Linked DNA regions of Mus musculus: region 2 is linked to region 1. A link is a loop called in an ENCODE intact Hi-C map of the cell type or tissue named here. Cell type or tissue: left cerebral cortex. All regions are shown on one strand.

Region 1 (2,500 bases):
ATACAGACACTGACAACTCTGGGCAAGAAATTCCCTTTCACCAAAGTCTGGAAAGCGGAGTAGACACGGAGTAGCTAAATGTTTATACAACGAAAAGGCTCAAACTTGAAGCTTAGAGGAACAAACCTTGGACTTAGTGGATGGACTGAATTAAAAACAATGTGACTCTAGAGCTGCTTTGACTTGGCCTACATTTGACCCCTTTGGGAAAACTCACATGGAATTTGGACAGGCTAAAACGGCAAAACCTTGTTAGCTCAACAATGATCTGCCGGCCAAATAGGACACTAGATTCCCCCATCTTCCTTCTTTACCTGCCAAAGTCCTTTTCTCCAAAGGTGGGTGGGTGGGGGAGGGTTTTCAAACCTATCAAAGCAAACAGGACTGACCTACTGAGATCCTGCGTCTGTGCTATGTCACTGAACAGGCTAGAGAAAACGCAAATTGTGTCCTGGGAAGGAGGCCAATGTCTAAGTACTGTGACTGAAAAGAATGTGACATTCTTAAAGTGAAGGCAGTTTGGATAAACTGGAGCTCACGGTTGCCTCCAACTACCCTTGCCATTGGTTTCTGGGCTTTTTTTTTTTTTTCCCCAAAGAAAAATTGGCGGGGTGTGGGGCACACGCCTTTCTAACCCTACAGCACTCAAGAAAGAGGCGGATCTCCGTGAGTTCCAGGCTAGCCAAGGCTACAGAGTGAGAAGAAGAAAAATTGATTCGATAAAGCCACGCGGAAGCGTCCTTAAGGCTCCTGGCAAACACACACTCTTAAATGCAAACGGAAATACTAGAACACTCCATTAAAAAGTCCTTGCGTGAAACGTGGCAGAAAGCTTTGAAAAGCCAGCGATGTCTTTCCCAAGAGGTGCTTTGTGCGCAAATGCTTCCAAATCGGGACTCATATTTTGGAAATTATACCCCCCACGCTCCCAAACATGTCAAATCTGAAGAGAAAGGTGAGAATTCCCCCGCAACAGGCTGGGGCAAGGAGGAGGGTGCCTCTCTGCTCATCCCTTCCAGGAAACAAAACCAGAGGGCAACTAGCTAGCGCCACTCTGGCTCCAGACAACGTGCAGACGCAAAGTGCAAGAACTCGTTCCCAAACCTCCATGTCTTGAAAAGCGAGAGGCGCGCAGACCTGCATCGGGGTTCCTGGAACCCGCACCCGCACCGGGCCGGGCCAGACAGCACGCGGCCCCCAGCGGTCCCCCAGATGGTCCCCCCTACCCTGACGCCACACCCCGTCACCGCCCGCACCTGAGGCGAAGTAACTCACTGAGGGAAAGCGGCGGGCTCCCCGCGGGAGCGCTGACGAGGACGCCGCCCGGCTCCGCTCCGCTGGGACTCGCCGCCGCCGATTTCCTGGCGAGAAGCAAAGTCCGGCCAAGACTTTACTTCTCAACCGCCCCTGCTGCCTTTCCCCTAGGGGGCGAGCGCAGAGGCCCAACCCGACACGCACCTGAGCCAATCAACGGCGGACAAAGGCGGGACTAAGAGCGGGCTCGGAGCCTCTCGACCAATCAAGGAGTTCGAGGGGCCGAGTCGGCCCTGCTCATCACCCCCGTGTTAGAGTGAGCGCGTTCCGCCCTCCGCCATCGCTCCCGGCCGGATTCTCCCTCTCAGACACACAGAGAAAACGCTCGGGAAGTGTCTGCGTGCACCCCTGGAGCGCCGCGCCGGGCGTGGGACAGCTGAAGGGAGGGGAGGGCTGCGGGACCAGGCTGAGGGAGAACAGGTGGCGGGGGGCGGCTGACGTGTAGGTGTGCAGGGCGAGGGGACAGCTGGGTGGGGCGGGGACCCAGCCTGGCCAGGGTCAGGTGGGAGCTGGGAGGATGCACCTGAGAAGAAGGGCGGTTCCTTGGGATCAAAGGGAAAAGGAGCTGCCAGTCCCACAGCGTGAGCTCCCGAGGAAGGAGGGCGGTGCTCCAAACTCTCACTTCTCTCGCAAAAGAAAGACCATCGCAGCCCTTGCACCTAGTGGAGATGTACATTTGCACCCCAGGGAGAAAAATTTTTAAAACCCACAGTATCGTCAGGAGAGTCATCTCTGCACAACAGTCTCTCTGCTTTTTCAAGGTGCCCCATGAAAGGCCCCTGAGGACTCAAGTCCTGGGAATAGCCAGCCCTGGGGCAGTCGGGTTCCTGGAGAGCCTAGCAGGCCAGAGATCCGACTCTGACTCTTTTTAAATAGCAGGTGTCTCGGGGCGACAGGTGAGAGCCTATGCTCTTCAGTGGCACTTGGGGACCGGCTGGCTGTGCCCGGCAGCTGGCTTAGCTTCCGCAGTTCCAGGTGAACCGTCCTGCCCGCGCCTGGGCGTGGTCGGGGGCGGGACCCGGTTTAGCCCCGCCCACAGAGGGCCCTGCCGCGCCGCTGCGGCTCCGCCCCCCTCCTTCCGTCATCCGCTTCTTCCGTCGGTGGTTTCTTCCTTCCTGCCTTGTCCCGCACCTTTCGCGACATGGGGAAGAGCTTCCATTTCGCCAGCGCCACCTGAGGATTTCCT
Region 2 (2,500 bases), 130 kb before region 1:
CACAGTAGGACTACAGCTGGTTGGGATATGTCCTTTGGGGAGTCCTTGTCCTATTTCTGCCTGGCTTCTCTTACTTTGGAGGCAGGACCCACCCATTTTTCTTACTTAAACCAGACACAGAATGGTTAGATTTTTTTCTTTTTCTTTTTTTTTTTAAGGAATTATCTATTTATTTTATTTATATGATTACACTGTAGCTGTCCTCAGACACAACAGAAGAGGGCATGGGATTCTATTACAGATGGTTGTGAGCCACCATGTGGTTGCTGGGAATTGAACTCAGGACCTCTGGAAGAGCAGTCAGTGCTCTTAACCACTGAGCCATCTCTCCAGCCCTAGATTTTTTTTTCTTGAACCATTGTCTTCTAACTCTGTGATTTACTTAGCACCATCCATCCATTTCTTACCAGCACGCAAGAACCCACTGTCAGTAACTGTTGACAGACACGATATTTTGTGATTGACACGCAGATCACAGAAACGGTGGCGATGAGAGTTAACTTCTCAGAGCCCTTCCCCTCAGCCACATGCTCTGCTCTGGGCTTTATGTGGGTTAGTGGAGCCTCGCTACCTGTGAGGTAGCCAAAGTACAGAGATCAAGTGGCTCACTGAGATGTCTTACAAAGCTTGAAACCACTGTGGGGGGACTGTTGACCTGGGTACCCGCTACTCTTCAGATGAGCCAGTACGGGGTAGGGACTGTGCTTGAGTCACATGCAGGTAGTGGCAATTGGAGCCACCCCAAACTCTTTCTACCTTACCCCCTGGCTCAGAAAAGAAAGAACATATTGCTGGACGTGGTGGCTCACCCCTTTAATCCCAGCACTTAGGAATCAAAGGCAGGCAGATTTCTTGAGTTTGAGGCTAGCCTAGCCTACATAGTGAGTTTCAGGCCAGCCAGGGCTACACAGTGAGACCTTCTCACTGCTCAAATAAGTGGAAAGGGCAGATACGGCTGCTCATTTAAGTTTCAGGGCATGTTTTCAGATAGAGCCTTCTGTTCGGTTTCCAGCTGTTAATGGGATAAACAGCATTACACATTGAAGAGTTCCTTGGGCAGATTAGCTGAGAGTGTATGGTCCCAGTTTTACCAGACATACTCATTATTAGCACGTTATATATCTGAGTTTTGGTTAGAAACCTAAAATGGTTGAATTCTGTCTGGAGACATGGCTCAGTGGTTAGGGAGCACTGGCTGCCCTTCCAGATGACAGAGGTTCAGTTCCCAGCACCCACAGGGTGGTTCAGAACCCTCTAACCAGGTGATTTGCTGCCCCCTTCTGGCCTTGGTGGGCACTGCATGCACACATGCACAGATACACACGCACAGAGCCAGCAATGCACCCATACCAATAAAATAATAAAAATTTCAAAATGACTGAATCCTGTGTCAGTCTCTCCTGGTTTCCAGAAAGGCCTTCTTGCTGAGCCATTCTTTCCTGTGTGAGAGTTCAATGCCACCTGATCTAGAGTTATTTTATGAAGTACAAAACTCTGGCCCTTCAATGTTTGTTGTGCTAAATAGCAAATTCCCCTCTTACTTAGTGGTCTAAGCCAACACATATTTTTGTTATGGTGTTTTGTAACATGCATTTAATTTTTTGTATTTGGTTCAGTGTTTTTGAGATGGGTCTCTCTCTCTGTGTAGCCCTGGCTCTCCTGGAACTTATAGAGATCCACCTGTCTCCACCTTACGAGTGCTGGGGTTAAAGGCCTTCAGCCCCACAGCCAGCACTTTTTAATCACACAGTTTCTGTGGGTCAGGAGTCTGGTCACGGCTCAGCTGGTTTTTCTTTTCTTTTCTTTCTTTTTAAGATTTACTTATTTTATTTTATGTATGTGAGTACACTGTAGCTGTACAGATGGTTGTGAGCCTTCATGTGGTTGCTGGGAATTGAATTTTTAGGACCTCTGGTCAACCCCACTCGCTTAGTTCCTGCTCGCTCCGGCCCAAAGATTTATTTATTATACATTAGTACACTGTAGCTGTCTTCAGACGCACCAGAAGAGGGCATCAGATCTCATTACGGGTGGTTGTGAGCCACCATGTGGTTGCTGGGATTTGAACTCAGGACCTTCAGAAGAGCAGTCAGTGCTCTAACCACTGAGCCATCTCGCAGCCCTCATCTGGTTTTTCTACTCAGTGTCTCTCCCAGGCTGCAATGAAGAAATCGGCCAGTGTTGTGGTAAATCTCCAACCCCAGTAAGCCAGTGTAAAAAACACACAACTCAGTTACAATATTTATAAGCTGAACGCCTAGATTGGGCAGGTCTACTACCACTACTCTATTCCCCAGCTATGAGATCCATTGCTATGAGGCTTCTCCAGGCCAAGTGGTTCTGCTCCACCGTCCTTCTACCTCCTCTTCCTCCATCTTCTTCTTCCTCCTTCTACCCTACCCCCCAAAAATCTCTAGTCCCACCTTTTCTTTCCACTGCCTAATCACAGGCTCTAGCCTTTATGACCAGTTAAAATGGGGAGAATGTTCATGTGAAATCA

What was found. Hi-C counts contacts between places; a loop is a spot of excess contacts. Peaks named below come from ENCODE experiments on the same cell type or tissue, not always from the same donor. Only the 100,000 strongest peaks of a DNase experiment are listed, where the experiment ranks them.
Region 2: it touches region 1 in a loop (2.8-fold over the local background); 3 of 42 quality-filtered maps call a loop at or near these places.

Annotation. Positions count from the first base shown.
Region 1 is chr5:147,075,143-147,077,642 of GRCm38, forward strand. Lnx2 (ligand of numb-protein X 2) reads right to left here and starts at 1,430. Exons shown (of 10, transcript NM_080795.4): 1 at 1,276-1,430. It overlaps Polr1d (polymerase (RNA) I polypeptide D), which reads left to right and starts at 2,204. Exons shown (of 3, transcript NM_181730.4): 1 at 2,204-2,500. In left cerebral cortex, a CTCF peak has its summit at 1,426; DNase peaks (open chromatin) are centred at 481, 974, 1,502, 1,949 and 1 more place; H3K4me3 peaks cover 2,434 bases; H3K27ac peaks cover 1,987 bases.
Region 2 is chr5:146,943,492-146,945,991 of GRCm38, forward strand. No RefSeq gene overlaps it. Among named protein-coding and RNA genes, the nearest start is that of Gtf3a, 3.9 kb to the right of the region's middle. In left cerebral cortex, a CTCF peak has its summit at 1,284 (motif pointing left); no DNase peak of the experiment used is centred here.